Linked DNA regions of Mus musculus: region 2 is linked to region 1. Evidence: chromatin loops called from intact Hi-C (ENCODE). Cell type or tissue: left cerebral cortex. All regions are shown on one strand. Each heading gives the region's core, and the rest is flanking DNA. Links, peaks and the distances in the headings are about the cores only. Region 1 has its middle 70 kb from the start of Gm25200. Region 2 overlaps Gm51555 (a long non-coding RNA gene).

Region 1 (8,943 bases), core at 592-8,591:
ACCCCAGGCTTTTCCCACCACAGTGGATGGTGTCCGAGAGCTAAATAAAACAGTCCCTCCGTGAATAGCATCCTGTCGGGAATTTTGGGGGTGCACCTCCAGGAGAAAAGGAACTGAAACATAGGCCTTTCCATTTGACATCGAGTCCTTAAATAGTACTGCTCTCTGGTTGGTCGATGAGGCACACTTTATTCAAAGGACATTGCTGTCGTTAGGAAGGATGGGACTCAAACTCAGGCTTACTAGACAGACAGCTCCTGCCTCTGGTATCAAGGTGCTAGTTGCATTCACTGGTGTTGACTATGAATTGGACAGGGAGGGGACCCATGAACTCTGTCAGAGAAGGCAAAGAGTGAGAGGCCAAAGAAACGTTCATGTAGTCAGGCCAGTCAGTCAGCCAGGCTGCGGCTGACTCCAGGCTCTAGCTGTCCGTGGGTGAGTTTCCACTCATCCTGTGCATCGTGGTCAAATGGTTGCCTCTCCGAAGTCTGGGTCTTCCTGTTCTTACAATAGAGCCAATGGGAATACCCGTCTCCTAGTGTTCCATCTATGTCAAAAAGTGGATTGGAGCGCAGATATTACCTTTAATTCTGTTTTATGTGGAGGGAGTGATGGTGTGGAATAGGCTGGCTTGCCCAAGCCTCGAGGGTACTCTCCAGTCTCAACATAATTCACACAGTGATAGATAAGCAGACCAGTCACCCTGGTGACTCATGACGTCCCCACACATCCCATGCTTGGTCTCACCTTTCCCCTGTGATGAAGCTGCTCCTGATTTCTATGTTCCCGCTGGCATCGGCCAGTCCCTCACCTTATTTGAATCTTGTCCAGCTCTGTCTGCAGAGGCCATATCCGTATCCCTGTGATTCTCCTCCTGTCAACAGCAATAAAAACTGGGCTCATCCATTCTAACACTCCAGTCAAGAAGCCCAGAGAGAGGAAGGCCAGCGTGGACAGAGCTTCCAAATTTATGAAACAGGGACACAAATAATACCCTGCATTTTGTGGGTAGAGGCAGGCCTGGAATTTCTGCAAAGGTTTTCCAACTCACAGCATATTTTAATGCCATATGTATGCTCGGCGGCCGAACAGCTCTCTCTAGATGCCAGCACTGCTGTTTAAAATAAATAAATAAAAAAGAAAAAAAAAAAAAAAGAAGAAAGAGATCCATCTTAAGATCCAAACAGGCTGCAAATTCAAACAGGAGAAAACATTTTAGGTGGTTCATATGAAGGAAGGGCTGTTAGTCTAAAGGTCAAGGGAAACAGCCACGCCCAGTGCAGACCCCCCACACTGAGGAGGCCCTGATTGGCCAAACATTTATGATACATCCCAACCTGTGTCAAAGGTCCCATCTATCATATCACTGAAAGCTCATAATGGCCTCCCTAACACTTAGGATGCCAAAACGGAACAGTGTATAAGCAAATCGCAGTAACTGGAGCAGAGTTTGTTTTGAAAATGGTTTGCAAAGGACCCCAGATTTAAAGAAACCCCAAGATGAGCAACAGGGAATGGCCACATAGATCCCTTCTATAAGTGGACAGTGGTGTGCAAAGATGTGAGGGGGAGCCTAGAGACGAAGAGCCAGGCAAGAGCTTAACTGGTCTTCTATTGCCAAGGAAACTGAGGCTCACACAAATTAACCATCTTCCTCAGACACACACAGATTGTGAAGTTTGCAAACCTGGGTCTGTTTGATCTCAACACCAGAACTTTAAAAAAAAAATTACAGTGCGTTCATAGTCACAGGCTGGAAGTATCTCAGAGGAGAAAGATGGAGGGTTGCAAGTGAACCCCTGGGGGTTCTAGGAAAGTGACCCTGCTTGGGGCAGTTTTGGCACTGGGGAAAGGAAATGTACCATGGCCCCTATGTTGCATACATCTCAGACAGACACTCGGGGACTGTGAGGTTGGTACAAGCATTCTTTCCAAACCACTGATACCCAGCGGAAAGGACCTTTGAAGATGGATCATAGGAATATCTGACATTTAGGATTTGATACCTTGTGACAGCCAGGTAGCTCATCACTTCATCCTTCTCATGGTACCGTCCCCCTCATTCACAAGCACACACAGCTCAGGGGTGTTAAGAGTCTGTCAAGAAACGAAAGCCGTGGGCACACCCATGAACAGATGAACGGATAAAGAAAGTAGGGAATGTGTGGATCGCGGCCTTAAAGAAGGAACGGAGTTGAACCATGCTAGAGTGCAAATGAAGCTCAAAGGTCAAGTCTAATCACGCAGCCATGAAATGACAAATGTCATGTGACCCAGGCTGTATCCAATGGACATGTCTGTCATGGTCCTTCCTAGAGAGTTTCAGTTCTTTGAGACTTCCAGATCCATGTCCCAGCCATCTCCCCACCCCTCCCTCACCCCAGTCTCTCCTTCTCCTGGGAAAACAGTCTCTCTCTCTTTCCTCCTCCAACTGCTTTCAGAGCAAATAGCTCCTAGCTTCTCTCTCTCTCTCTCATCTCTGTTGACCTTCAAATGTTTTCTCCTTGACTGAGTCTTCTTTTGCAGCAAGGTTGTGCTCAGAATTAAGCCCCGCACGGTGGGGTGAGCACTTTGCTGCCGGGTTCTTGTCTCCTTAGGAGAAGCATTGAGTTGCCTTTGTCTTGACCAGCAACAGTGTTAGACTTTCCCTGTGACGTCTCCCTGGGCCTCCCTGAGAAAAGCCACGTCCTATGTTCGACCGCAGGATACTGACAGCATCTGGCAGTCTGGCCTTGGTTTCTCTGTTTCTTAATCTTGTGTCACTTGCTATTTGTGCATGTACAAATGTCCACCAAGCACCTAAGCCTTTTTGTTGTATAATTGAGAAGGCTCTTGGGAGATTTCAAAGACTGGAACCAGCCTCAGCTCCGGTGAGATCCTTCACGCTCTCCTCCCTGACCATACACCTAGATTACATTTCCCAGCTTCCTTTGCATTTAGGTGGAATCGCACTCAGGCTACAGTCACAGAAAGGGTGACATCATGGGGATAGCCACAGCTGCCCATTTGTCTTCCATACAGTACTCTTTGTTTGCCCTCTTTTGTCAGCTGATGTTCAGGAGACTCAGGGAATAACCAAGAGGCCCTCTCAGATGGTGGAGTCATTCAGACCCTGGGTACCCAAGTCACCAGTGGGAAGGCTGCATTTGCACATCTAATGGCATTTTCATGGAGTAACAAGGAAAAATGAAACAAAACCCCATTCTGGTGGGTTAAACTTCTTTGGTTCCAAAAAAGAAAAAAAAAAGAAAAAGAAGTCTTAAAAGTACAACACAGGGCTAGGGAGGTGGTTCAATGCTTATTGTTTTCATAGAGGACCTGCATCAGGTTCCCAGAACCTATATTGGGCAGCTTACAAATGCCCACAACTCCAGTTCTGGGGGGATCTGACACTTCTCTGTGGGCTCCAAAGGCTCTCTCGCTCTGTCTCTGTCTTTGTCTCTGTCTCTGTCTCTCTCTGTCTCAGTCTCTCTCTCTCTCTCTCTCTGTCTCTCTGTCTCTCTCTCTCTTTCTGTGTGTGTGTGTGTGTGTGTGTGTGTGTGTGCATGTGGGTGGGCAGAATGTAGCAGCTGCTGCCTGTTAGTTTGAGGGGGGCAAGCTGCAATCTCACCCTCATTACTTCCTCTCACCTCCGGCTTCTGCTCTTGGCTTCTGCTCTTGCCTCTCATTCCACTATCTGAGGGTTTTCCCCCTTCTCATCCACCCACTTGTGCTTCCCCATCCCCTAAGACACAGACCAGTGAGAATTCCTCCTGCAAGCCTGCCTCTGTTCTACACAGGCTTTCCTCACCAAACTCAGCCCCTCACCCATGAATGTCCAGGTTTCAGTCTACTCTGAGCCTTGAGAGCCTAGACAGTCTCCTATTCATCTTTATTCCAGGGTCACAGTCCTGACACAACACCAAGTAGTTATCAGGACCAACTGGATGAATGGCTCAGCCAGGAGCAGGGGATAGAATAGAACCCAAAGGTCCATGAAACAGAGAGCAAGAGATGAATCAGGATCAAAGGGGCCTGGGACATGATAGGTTGTTACATCAGGAAGGTCTATCCTAGCCAATGAGGGGTAAGACCCAGGGCAAGTGGGAAGACCCCACCTTTCTTTTGGAGGGTCTGCCAGGTATGGTCTCAGGAAGGGATTGGCTCTGTGGATAAGGCTAAGTCACCAGAATACAGATTTCATAAGGACAGAGCTTCTACGGTGAGGGATGTTTATCTGCACAAATCACTGCTTGTGTCTACAATAGCTGGAACAGAGTATGTGCTCAACAAACTCGTAGTCAGGCAAAGATAAGGCAGGAATATCAAATATGTGTGAACAGAGGCAGGGAGGCAACTGTTTCTTCACCCTCGGGTGACTACAAAGTATCTAAGAATTGGCACAAACCTACCAACCTTGGGGCCATCAGTTGGCCAAGCTGGGCTCACTGAGTCCTGGGTCTGCAGTGCTGGGCAGAGCCCACCAGCTGATTGTGCTTGGAACACTGTTGATGACTCGTGATTGCTTCTGTGCAATGTGGGCTTCATGTTGCTTGACACCCAGTGAGTTAGGATTCTCTACATTCCTCATGTCTTCGGTGAAAGTTTTGTATTAGTGCCGTCTTTAAAGGCTTTTCTTCAGCCCTGTTTTGAAATGTTGAATGGATTCCAACCATATCAATCAAGGTCAGATTTGTCAGGAGAGCATCTGTGTGTGAATATGAGTGTGTTTGCATTCCATTGAGGTTTCTATTTTTACTCCATGATAGTACATGCCAGGCTGTCTCCAAATCACAGAACTGTAAGTAGCTCGGCGGCGGCATCTTATCATCTATTAATAGGTCCTCGATGGGGTGGAAGGAGAGAGGCTCTGAAGACATAAAAATTTGGTGAAGTCTGCACTACACAGTTCTTCAAGGCAGAGTTGTTTCCACCCTTTGTTATGTAATGTGCAGACTGTAGGTAGTTTCCCAAGACAGGGTGTCAAGACATGTGATAGATGCTTATTTTCGTTTTTGTAATTGTTCAGTTGATTTTTTCCCTCTGGGACACCATTCAACAATCTATAACTTTCCTGGTGTAAGAGCAAGTCCAGAAATGCTGTTTTCCAGAATGCCAGCCCATGAGGACCCTTGCTTTTCTTTACCCTTAGTTAACCAAAACGACTGCTTTACCCTGTCAAGCAAAAAGCCATGGCCTTAACCCTGCCATCCTAAGAGCAGGAGCACAAGAATCAGAAACCCAGGCTCAGATGTGAGCATCTTTTGGAACATGATCACATGACCTTCTGAAACCTCATCACTTCTCAGCCTTAGCCCTCTTCTGTAGAAACAATGACATAATTGAGAGATTCCTTCATCAGGGCAGCAGGTGGCATCTGAAAGGATGTGACAAGGCCTGGCCTGGGGTAGGTGATGAGGTAGGTGAACAGAGCATCAGGCTCCTAATAACTCTGGGGATGGAGTCAAAGACAAAACAGAAGCACCTACGCTAAATACCTAGACGTAGACAGTGAGTTTGGTAGTGCACACCTGTAATCCCAGTAGTCAGGAGGCTGAGGGAGGAGGTTCAAGACTTCAAGGCCAGCCAAGTTTACATAGGAAGATTCTTAGAAAAAGTAATAAGAGAAGAAACGGGAGGTAGGGAAGGAGGAGGTAAGGAGGGGAGGGAGGAGGGAGTTGGGAAGAGGCAGAGACAAAGAAGGAACCCACAGGAGGGCCCTGTTTTAAGAGACTCTAACCTGCAAACATAGAAAGAAATATCTATAGATCTAGGCTCCCCAGATTGTCCTCAGATGTAGCCATGGCTGGTACCAGAACCCCAGGACAACTGTGGATGCTCTTCTTGGTGTCTGTTGCTAAGGTTTGGTGGGAAGGGAGGAAGCTGTGAGTTCTCCTGTTACCGAGCCCATGCAGCTGGAGAGGATATCCCATACTGCCCGCTTCCCGACAACAGCAGCAGGGAACAGAGTATCTGTGCAGCCACACATGGAGTGCCCCTGGCACACTTAGCAGCCAGTCCAAAGCCACAGCATGAGAGCTCTAAAGGAAGACGGGGCAATTATCTCATGTGGTCTTTGTGCCAATGAAAGAAGTGGGTCCTGTGGATACCTATGGGCCATGACACCAGCGGGAGCCTGGGTCTCTGTTTATCCTAAAGAGATTCGGACAACTTTTTTGTTTTGTTTTGAGACATAGTCTCTGTAGCCCTGGCTGGCCTGGGACTCCTGGTGATCCTCCTCAGGCAACGTTTTGGGCAAGGTGCTGTAGCTCCTGAAAGTACCTGCTGGGTGCCTGTGCCTTCTCCATCACATCCCACCCAGGAAGACGGAGGAGTTGCTGTCTAATTGTGCTTGAGTTTCCTCCTCTACTCTCTCCCCTCCCACTCGGCCTTCTCCCGGGCATTAGGCATTTAATTGTGCGTGCCACTATTCATTGTGCCCAGGGCTTTACAGGGGCTACAGGGCCCCGGCTTCTCCATTTTGTCAGCTTAATGCGCACCGACTCTTGTCCTGCCCGTTTGATGACTCATCGTTCAACGCGATCTCATAATTACTTCATGTTTCAGACTCAGGTGGGAGAGAGCTCGAGAAGACGGGCGAAATATTTACTTTGCACCAAATGAAGAACACAATTCAGTTCCTTTGAATATCAATTAGAGGCATATGGTGCGAGCCAAGCTCACTAATAAAGTTAAAAGAAATACCACAGTGAGGGAGACAGTTGCTCCCTCACAGGCAAAGGCAGGAGGGCAGGCTGCTAACACTGGCTGGGATCTCCCAAACAGATTGTCTGAACACCTGCAGTTCAAGGGCCCTCTGACTCCTAAGGACTCTCCTTAGTATCTCTTTAGACAAGCTTGTCATAATTTAGTAAGCGGTCATGGCAAGCAGGTTTCAAGTGTACCCAGAGCTGCTGAGAGTCTATATTGAGGATTCCAAGACAGTGGTCGGTGACAGTCTCAGCCACCAGTCGAGGATGGAACCGGAAGAGGGAGTGTGCCCCCTTGGTGTATTTGCTAGTAAAAAGAACCCTGCCTGAATCTGGAGGTGCAGCCCTGAGGTGAGCCGTGGAGTTCCCTCAGCCTCAGTTTCCTGATAGGTACAATCAAGATGATGGCGGTATTTCCAAGAAGAGGTTGTGATGAGCATCAGCTGAGTGAAGCATGTACAACAATTTTGAGACTCCTAGAAGCTGAGGTAATACGAAAGGGTGTCATTGAAACCAACAGACACTCACGTGATGGTGCAGCATATGTGTGCACAGGTTCTCAGGTGGCTTTCAAATGCTCCCGGGGAAGCTTTCTGACTTTCGGTACTTTGGTACCTGTTGGAATTTGGGGGTGGGGGGTGCTTGGCTCATGCTTTGGAAGAGTGGGCTCAACCCACTCAATACCAGAAACAACAGGACCTCTAATAATCTGAGCCACCTTAGCTATCTCTAGACTATATTGCCAAGGACAAACTGCTCCTGCTCAATCCAGGTCTATAGCTCATCCTTTGCCTACAGTATGGATTCTCCTGGGAGCTTTAGAAGTGTCGCATGCACCAAGCACTGAGCCCCAACCAAAAGAATATATTGAGTTGGCTAAGATGAGGTGAGCACTCTATTTTACTCCTGTTGCTGGCATAACATATCCTGACCAAAAGCAATTAAGAGGAGAGAGGATTTTTTTTTAATCTCACAATTCCAGGTTACAATCAGTCACAGCAGGGATATAAGGCAGCAGGACCTCAGAGCACCTCATCATATCCCACTCACAAGTGAGAGAATGAATATGTAGGTCATCTCACCCCCACCACTCTCATACCAACCTAGGGCCCAAACCTAGGGAATGGCACTGCCCACAGGGGGCTAGGCCTTCCCACACCAATCAACACAATCAATATAGTCACCTCTGGACATACCTACAGGTCAACCTGATCCAAACAATCCCCCATTGAGACTCCCTTCTTAGGTAACCCTATACCGTGTTAAACCAACAGTTAAAACCAATCATCACATAGGGGTGTGTATCTATCTATCTCCAGGTGATTCTAGAGTAGGGAACTCTGAAAAGACAAAGGTCCCCTCTCTGATGAGTCACTGCCCCTTTACAGGCTCTCTGGATTTGTTTACAGGCTGGACTAAGAAATGAAGCCGCATACTTTTGGTGCAAAAAGACCAGGGTTGTCTAAGGACCAGATAGAGAGATGTTTCTACACCCTGACTCAACATGAACTTTCCCTCCCACATCCCTTTGCATGGATTTTATTTTTTAATGAGTCTGCGAACACTCTATCCTTTACCAGACAATGGAGGGAGTGTGATGAAGGAGATAATTAAACATGATAGATATCCAAGCACGTCCATCTCTAAGCCATTTTTCAAAGACAATGGAAGCCCTAACATCCCTCTGATGAGAAGGAGCCAGACAGAAGCATCCAGAGTAACATACGACTGGGTACAAATGGTAAAATTAAAGGCAACGTTGTTGATGAGCTCACTGGAGCCTGAAGTACCGAAGCACAATATTAGCCTTGGTGGGAAATAACTTCATTGAAATATGTCCTTCGTGGTGCATGGCTTTCCCGGGGCTCTGAGAGCGTTCTGTCTCTCTCCGCATCTCACTCTCTGTCACCAGGCATTCTCAGCAGAGTGAACAGAAAGGAGAACTCAGGAGGAAAAGCAGAGGATAATTGAAGTCTTGCTTGATCTATTGTTACAACCGAAGAGGCAGAGAGAGTAGCATACCATATCCACACAGCTCCTGTGGCTTGCACAACAGTCCGTCAGTCAGTATGTACTTAACCACGCACCCGTTATCAATAAATCCCTGTGGTCCGCTCCTGAGGTGGGGGCTTGGGGTGGGGTGGGAGAGAGATGGATAAGAAACAGATCCTGCCTGCTAGGTGTTTGCAGTCTTGTTATGACACATAAAAACACAGTCAACAATAGTGAGTGGTTTCAGCTTAAGTCCAAACGA
Region 2 (8,943 bases), core at 446-8,445, 80 kb before region 1:
ACATGTCCACAGGCCAACCCAATCTAGATAGACAATCCCTCACCGAGAGTCCTCTTAGGTGGCTTAGGATGTATTTACAATTGAAAGTAGCCAGCACACTGTCCTACACAACTGCCATCTGCATGAAAACTGCACTTGTGCCCTGGCTATTGGCTGCTCCAACAAGAGGAGAAACCTGTGAAGCTAAGCTGGCCCTAGCTCAGCCCAGATACACACTGCCAGTCCCACTGGGTGGCTCAGTGCAGATCCACCAAGTCCCGGTCTTCCATGAATATGTACAAAGCGATGCTTAGCATGATGAGGCCGACAGAGAGCTGGGGCTTTTTGTTATTCAGACACAAAACACTGATGCGTAGATGAATCTGCTGTAGTTTGAAGGTGGACTGTCCCCAACGCAGACTTCTGTGTTTGGATACTTGGTTCTTAGCTGATAGCTTTGTTGTGGAAGGTTGTGAAGCCTTTTGGAGTAAGAGGCATAGCTGGTGTAGGTAGATCACCATCACTGGCTGAGCCTTTCTTTTAGCGTTATAGCCCAACCCAATGGTCCACTGAATGTCCTGCTTCCTGATCCTTAAGTGAACAAGCTGCAAGACAAGCTCCCACCACTAGGGGCAGAGTCACCCAAGCTGCCATGGTACACGGACTCCTATCTTCTGAAACCTCGGGCCCAAAGGGATCCCTTCTCCCTTTAACCTGTTCCTGCCAAGATTTTTCGTCTTTGTTTTCTAATCACAACTGTATAAAAATAACTAATCCAAACACCATTCTTTGAACTGTACTCTGCTCAGGGTAAGGCTGAAAAATAAACTCACTTTTTTTTTTTTTTTTTTGGCATAGACATTTACATGAGCATATCCCGTAATTAATGTTCTTAATAATCACAAATCCAAGTCCTCAACAATGTCTCAAGGTACCCAGTGGCCCTCTCCTTTCACCCAGCTAATCCTGGCTCCCTGCCTCCTCCAAGGCAAATCTCCTGGTTCCGCTTTGAGCGGTGCAGCAAAGCTGCTTCGTTCCCCAGCGGTTTCCCTCCCCCAGAAGGATTGTAAGGCCATCACTCTGACAATTACTAGGGAAAATTTATTTACAGTGCAGTGCGGATCCCTGAACAATCGCAGCCGTTGCATTCATTTGCAGTGTAATCCAAATCTGCCAATGCCTCTGTAGATAAGCTGCTGTTCCCACAGAAGGAAAACCCACCCAGCTAATGGTGTCTGCCGTCTTTTAGGAATAGACCAAGGTCAGGGCCACTGTAACGAGTGGGGGAAAGTTAATCTGCGGAAGCAAGTTAAGCACAGAAAACTACGTTTTAATGACTCTGAATGTGTGGCAGCTGCCGGGGATTTAACTGAGGCAAGCTCCAGACACTTTTGTTTCTTACCCTGTGCCTCTGTATGTTTGAAATGGCTCACATGCAACTTCCGTTGGGTCAAAGACGATGTCTGCTGTTGCCTGTACATGGCCTGCCACACAGCAGACATCCTTCAGTAGCCAGGAAGGAGATAATCTTTGCTTGTTAAGACTGAAGGACTACCGAACACTACACCTTTGGTGTCTAGGCAGCTGTCTGCCTGGTAGTGTTTCTTAAACTGTGTTCACTGAAGGATTGCCGCACTGGGGAGATGGTTCACTGGGTAAAGTGTTAGCGTCCTAAGCATGAGAACCCAAGTTCAGATACCCAGTGCTAAATAAATAAATAAATAAATAAATAAATAAATACAAGCCAGGAATGGCCCTGTGCAGTTGTAATTCCAGTTCTTGGGTTGGGGAACCCCAGAAATTTGCTGACCAGCCAGTTTAAATAAATGGCAAGCTCTAAATTCAATCAGACACGTCCCTCACCTCTCTCTTTCTCATACACACACACACACACACACACACACACACACACACACACACGCACACACATCCCCATTCCCTTCTAAGGCTCTCCAGGACAATACCCACTCTCTATGCTGCTCCTGTTTCTACAGAACGAAGCTCAAGAGTAAGCATGTCTTCATTAAGGAGGCCATGAACTTCTCACACAGTGCATGATGGGTAAGGAGAGATGGCCCCAGCCTGTGGGGTCTTGCAAAGCTACCGCCTATCTCCCTTCCCCAATTTCCTTCATTTGCCCTCTGCCCTTGGCTGGCTATTCCACTATCAATCAGCAAGTCATCAAACAAGCTAAGCTCTCCCCTAACAGTGGGTTCCTGTGCATACCAGTCTCTCTGCCTAGTAGAGTCCCCCCCACCAATGTCTTTGACCCTTGGGCCCATCTATAGGTCATCTCTGCAGAGAGAAGCCTTTCATTTGTCGGCTCACACATGATAAGCTCATGCCCTATCCCACCCCCATGCCTATTCTTCATTGACCCTTTAATCCTCTACCACCAGGTTCCTTGTTGTGGCTCCTCTTCCCGGGTGCTTTCCTCAATGGATGCTGAGATCTGTCTGCTAGTGCTCACTATTCTCTGGTTGGTTCACCATGAGCATGCAGGACTTTACCGTTTAAGAAATAAATGGGCTTACGAAATAACAGTTGAAGAAATAAATACAGTTTAAGAAAGAAAATGGCCAGGGTCTGCCAAGAAACCACCCAGCCAAAAATAAAACATTAAAAAAAAAATCTGTCCAGAAATAAGTGTGCACATTTTAATGGCTGATACCAGGTCCTGGAAGACCCTGCTGAACACACAGGGTCTAATGGACTGTGGGACAGGCCCTAGATAAACTGAGGGTACCCTTTGCCAAGGTGAATTGAGAGGATGGGGCAAGCAGGGACAAGACTGAGCAAGGCAGGGTGGAGTGCTTTCACTGTGACTTTTCCTGCCTTGACAGGTCAGGAATTCATCTCAAACCTCTTCAAAGTGCCAGGTTCTTGTACATGTAATGAATCTATTGATTTGCTGTTTGTCCCCAAGGGACTCTGGAGCCTACAGTGTCAGGACTGAAGACAAAGTATTCTCATAGCTTGTCATAGAGCCCGGTGGGGGACAGGCAGGACTCAGCATACTTCCAGAAGATGCCTCTGGCCCCGTTCTTATTATTTGGGAGTTTAAATGGTTATGTTTTCTGGGACTTCCCTAACTCTCTTATTCTGAATAAATTGCTTGCAGGCCCCTAAGTCATCCTCTCTTAACAAGGAAAGACATTCATTTACTCATTCACTCATTCAAAATATTGTTTTGATAACAGGAATCTAGTTATAATTAAAAGCAGAGATTTTCCCAGAATCGAAGTAATTGACTTAAAGTATGCCAAGATCTAGCTCCCAAGTCTGGCTTCTATATTACCACCGGGGTAATTCTTAATTCAACCAGTACGTGCTCAGTGTCTGTCTCAACGCAGGCCTTACCTCCTTCAGGACATAAATAAGAAGAAATCCATCCCTGAATTCTCTAGTATCAGTAAGATCTTTCCATGGTGGAGGGGAGGGCAGCAGGGAAGAGAGTCCTCAGTCAGTCAAGTGTAAAACAGAAGGACCCCAGTTCAAGTCCCCAGTAGCCACATAAAAGCTGAACATTGTGGTGCATGGGTGTAGCATATCACTGGTATTGGGGAGGGACAGGCTGGTCCCTGGAGTTCTCCGGTCAACCAGAACACCCGAATCATTGACCTTTGACCCCTGTCTCAAATAATAAGGTTGAGAACAGTAGCACAAGACGCCCGACATTAACCCCTGGCCTCCACCTGCACACACACACACACTCACATGCACATACACATGTACATGCACACACACACATACACGCACATGCACACACACATGCACACACACAGTTGCACACACCTTCCAATGACAGCTTGAGGCCCTAATATTCCAATCCAAATCTCTATCTTGGCAGGAAACACTAAGCCAGGATGGGGGTTGGGGTTGCGGGTGGGGGGATATTCCACCAATTTCACTCTCCCCCAGTGAAGGCTCAAGCTCCAACCACACAGAGCCCCCCTGAGGTCTCCCCATCTCCTGGGAGATTGCATCATCTTCAGTACCCTTCCCCTCCTGCTTCCTTCTAGGTCTCCCCCTCCCCCTCCCCTCTCCCACGTGTAAGTCCACTTGGTGGCCATAAATCACCATTTAGAATCTCACTCGTCACCCCCTTCCCCTTCAGATCCTCTCAGCAATACACTGAGCACAAGTCATTCGTTTGCAGGTGTCCCCCTGGAGCCTTCTGAATCAAGGAACCAGCTCCAGTCTTCTCCCACACCCTTCGCGCTGAGCTCACACAGGACTCCCATGTAATGTCTGTGCATTAGTGAATAAATTCACACATCAGAAACAGTTAGGAGAGCTGGGACATTCATTAAACAGAAGGCACTTACCCAAACCCTTCATACTCAGGCATCCCTGCTTGGGTCCTTGCCAGCTCTCTACGAAACACACTGACTTCCCTCCACTGACGACTGTGGACTGTGACCAGCCAACCTTCCCTGGGTGAAGGGACCTAATGGTGTTAGCTTACAGGTCTGAGCCCCTGAGATGCTGGGCTGCCTCTGCTGCCTCTCTGTGCAACCATGAAGACCACACCTCCCCTGAAAGCCCCAGCCTTCCCTTTCTCTGACCCCCCTTAGAGTCAGATTCTTCTCTGACACTCACCAGAGCCGGGCCAGGCAAGCGACTTAGCTCATCACTGTTGAGCCCTGGCCACCTGCCAAGAACTGTACCACATGGTGGGAATAACTGGAGAAATAATAAGGACTGTTGCCCAAGAACTAATCAAGAGCCTAATTGTTTTGTCTTTAAATTTACTGGTTTATTGTTTTTATTTAAAATATTGTCATATTTGATTTTATTATTATTATTATTTAATTATTTCAACCCGGCCTGATAGTACAAGCCTGTAGCCATGGTGATTACAACAGGGGAATCTTAAACTCAAAGCCACTTAGTAACACCCCCTCTCAAAATTCAAAACAGGTCTCCAGCCAGGGAGGCAGGGAGGCAGGGAGACAGGAAGTCTAATTGCAGATCTTGACTTCTCCCCCAGGTCCTCCAAAATCAAGCCCCAGTCCCATGGCCAGCTCTGTAACAGACTACCTGCTGTGGGCTCCCCTTCATTCTCCACCCCCATCACCAGTGGACTATAAAGATACTAACCCTCCAATCCTCCTTCCCCATGCTCATTGCTTTATTCCAGACCCCAATTCCAGCAGTCATTCCCTAAGATCCCACAGGGCACTTTGTCCAGTGAAACAGTTAGGCTAACTGCAGACCTTCACCTCTCCCTCCAAGCCCAATTCCCCCAGTCTCGTCCCCAGCTCTGTAGTAGGCTGCCTTCTGCATCTCTCCTCACTTTCTGCTCTCCTTACCAGGGAGCTAAGCAGATCCTGGTGGAACATGCAACTTTCCTCCCTCTTATGGATGCCCTCAGCACTGCTCAGCCAATTCTTTTTCCTTAGCATCAGCTCCCAGTACCTAGAAACACATTTTACCCAGAATCCTGAGTAGCCACACTTATCAGAACCCCAGAAGAATTTCCTACGAGGCACCATACAGACACCACACTCACTAGAGATGGCAAGAGAAACCAAGGATCAAGAAAAGATCAGATAACAGCTCCTATAATTATAATGTTTCCAAACCCAGATGTCTAGATCCCAGCAGAAAAACACAATCAATAACAACCAGCACAATATGTCTCTACCAGAGTCTGACAATCCTACCATAGCAAGCCCATCATCTTGTTTTGCTTCATCCAAGAAACACACCTTAACACCGAGGATAAACATCACCTTGGTAAAAGGATAGAAACAAATATTCCAAGCAAATGAACCTAGGATGCAAGCTGGGATAGTCATTTCAGTATCTGACAAACTAGACTTCAAATGAAAACTCATCAGAAAAGATGGGGGAAAATGCTACATACTCACCAAAGAAAGAGTCCACCAAGAAGACATTGCAACTCTGAATACACCAAACAGAAGAATGACCAAGGCTGTAAAAGAGACTCTACTGTATCTTAAATCATATATTGACCCTCACTCATTTACAGTGGGAGACTTCAGCACCTCATACTTGCCAGTAGACAGGTCATCCAGACAGAAACTAAACAGAGAAATGTTTCAGCTAACTGATGTTATAAACCAAATGGACCTAACACATATTTACAGAACATCTCACCCAAACATAAAAGAATATACCTTTTGGACCTTTCTCCAAGATTGACCACATATTTGGACATAAAATAAGTTTCAAAGGGAATAAGAAAAATTGAAATAACACCCTGCATCCTATCTGACCACCACAGATTAAAACTGGATACCATCAAGAGAAATAACAGAAATCTTACAAACTCATGGAGACTGAGTTAAGACAGAAATTAAACACTTTCTAGAAATCAATTGTGGAATCAAATTGAAGGCCCAGGCAAAAATCCACACCCCTATAGACACCTGATTTTTGATAAAGAAGCCAGACATAGATAGTAAGGGGGGTAAAGACAGCATCTACAACAAATGGTACTGGTCAAACTGGACAGCTGCATGTACAAGAATCCAGAGAGATTATTTACAACTCTGAATCAAACTCAACTCCAAATGTTTCCATGACCTCAACATGAAACCAGATATACTGAACTTGATAAAAGAGAACGTGGGGAGTCGTTTTTAGCCCATTGACAGAGCGGAAGATATTCTGAACAGGACACCCTTAGCACAGGCACTAAGATCAACAAGTAATAAATGGGACCTCACGAAACTGAGAGCTTCTGTATGTCAAAGAACACCATCATTTGGACAAAGTGGCAGCCTACAGAATGGGAAGATTTTAGCAACTGCACATCCGATAGAGGCCTAATATCTAAAGTATATAAAGAATTCAAACACTAACATCAAGAAAACAAAAGACCCAATTAAAAACGGGATACAAATCTAAACCAAGAAATCTCAAGAGAAGAAATTCAAATCACTGAGTTTAAGTTTAACACTTAAAAGAAATGTGCAGCATTTCTTAGCCACCGGGGAAATGCAAATCAAAATGACTTTGAGATTCCATCTTACACCTGTCAGAATAGCACAGGTCAATAGACCAGGTGACAGTTCATGCTGACCAGAACGTAGAATTGAGGGGACACTGACCCATTGCTAGTGGGAGTGTAAACTTGTAGCAACCACTATAGAAATTACTCATAATAGATAGAAGTTGAAAACACCCCAAATATCCCTCAAAAGATATAGATGGGTAGAGAGAATGAGGTACAATCACACAATGAAGCACTACTCAGCTAATTAAAAAATGAAATCATGAAATCCACAAGCAATGTAAGGAATTAGAAAAAATATTCTGAGTGAGGTATCACAGGCCTGGAGAGAGAAATGTGGCATCTATTTGCTTATATGTGGATATGAGCTATTAAGTCAATGGTAACAATCTACAGTTTGTAGAACCACCGAGGTTAGGTATAGGATAACCACTAGAGGAGACAGATAGATCTTATTAGGAACGGAAAATAGAGAAGATTAATGATTCTCAATGATTTGTCTTGATCCCATTGTCCTGTGGCCATGTAAATGAGGAACAGTATCGATAAGTGGTTGATATGGGAGAGCTCAGCCCACTATGGGCAGCACCATTCCCTAGGCAGGTATAGACTTGGGCTGTATAAGAAAGGTGGCTGAATCTAAGCCAGCAAGGGAGGCAGTAACCAGCATCCTTCCATGGTTTCTGCTTCAGTTGCTGCTTAAGTTCCAGCCCTGACTTCCCTTAGTGATGGCCTGAACCTCAAAGTGTTAGTCAAATAAACCCCTATGTTGTTTATGGTTCCAGTAATTTTATCACAGCAACAGAAAAATAACTGTAACAGTAGATAACCACACATTGGACGCTTACTTAATGCCATTCAGGGGCCAATCCTCCCACGCTCAGAAAATGTGTGTTGATAATGCCAAGGCACACCATTCCTGTCCCACAACCCCTGAGAGCTTGGGAAGGCAGCTGAAAGCTATTCAAAGCTGATTAAAACATACCTAAAACCCATAGGAGAATACCTGGCTTATTCACATCTGGGTTCATTCATTCAACCTATTGATCCTTAAGAACTGACTGTGTCCTACAAGTGCCAAGCACTACCCAGGAAGCAGCGCTGTGACTACCGGAACGAACCAAACAGACAGACACCAGCTCTCGAGACCTTTACATCTGGGTGGCAGTAGACAGTAAGAAACGTGAGTGCCAGGAGACAGGATGAGACAGTGACAGCAGCCAGCCTCAGAGAGGGAAGCAAGAGAGGGTGTGTGGAAAACAGGAACGGGATTTTTGAGCATTTCCCATCAGGCACCTCTCACTGACTGCCCCCTACCGTGTGAAGTCTGCACAGCTCCATTTGTGGAAGACACAGGATGCAGAGCTCCCAAGCCGAAGGTCACAAGCAAGGGCATGATCTCAGATGGCTTGGCCAGTTATATACAGCCACATAATCTTTTGCAACACAGTTTAGAAAGCCCGCCTTTTGTTTGTTTGTTTATTGGGGGGAAGCACATGTAGTTGCCCAGTGCACGTGTGAAAGTCACAGGACAATTGAGAGAAAGCATTCTTTTGCTTCGCCCATGGGGGTTCTGGGGAACTGAACCCAGTCATCAGGCTTGATGCTGAGCAACTTTACCTGCTGAGCCAACTCACTGGCTCCCAGACAGCCCACTCTTATTTCAGCCCCTTCTCCCTTCCCAGCAGCCTTCAAGCCTGATAGCTCTGTTCACATGCCCTGATCCTCACTCCCGTGCCACACCCTGGTAGAACTCCTCTGTCCTTGACTCTGTTCTTCCAGCCAGACAATTCCTCCCACCACAGTTGACCCTGGCCATGCCACAATGGCTGGGATGCCAGGCTGCAGGGTCCTTTCCAACCAGGACGGAGAGGAGGTTAGATGAAGGGCTCAGGGGGATGGAGCATCCCACACTACCCCTGGCCTGAAGTGAGAAGAAGCTGAGAGTGTAAAGGTAGCTGTAGTGGCTAAGCTGGCAT

What was found. Hi-C counts contacts between places; a loop is a spot of excess contacts. Peaks named below come from ENCODE experiments on the same cell type or tissue, not always from the same donor. Only the 100,000 strongest peaks of a DNase experiment are listed, where the experiment ranks them.
Region 2: a loop joins it to region 1, with 5 times the contacts of the local background. A loop is called at or near these places in 2 of 42 quality-filtered maps.

Annotation. Positions count from the first base shown.
Region 1 is chr8:118,186,878-118,195,820 of GRCm38, reverse strand. It overlaps a transcript of Cdh13 not described here. Among named protein-coding and RNA genes, the nearest start is that of Gm25200, 70 kb to the right of the region's middle. In left cerebral cortex, for the core only: no CTCF peak of the experiment used is centred there; DNase peaks (open chromatin) are centred at 987 and 4,762.
Region 2 is chr8:118,266,556-118,275,498 of GRCm38, reverse strand. Gm51555 (a long non-coding RNA gene) reads left to right here. Exons shown (of 3, transcript XR_003947471.1): 3 at 1,974-1,999. It also overlaps a transcript of Cdh13 not described here. Among named protein-coding and RNA genes, the nearest start is that of Cdh13, 13 kb to the left of the region's middle. In left cerebral cortex, for the core only: CTCF peaks have their summits at 604 and 8,276; DNase peaks (open chromatin) are centred at 609, 1,050, 4,278 and 4,588.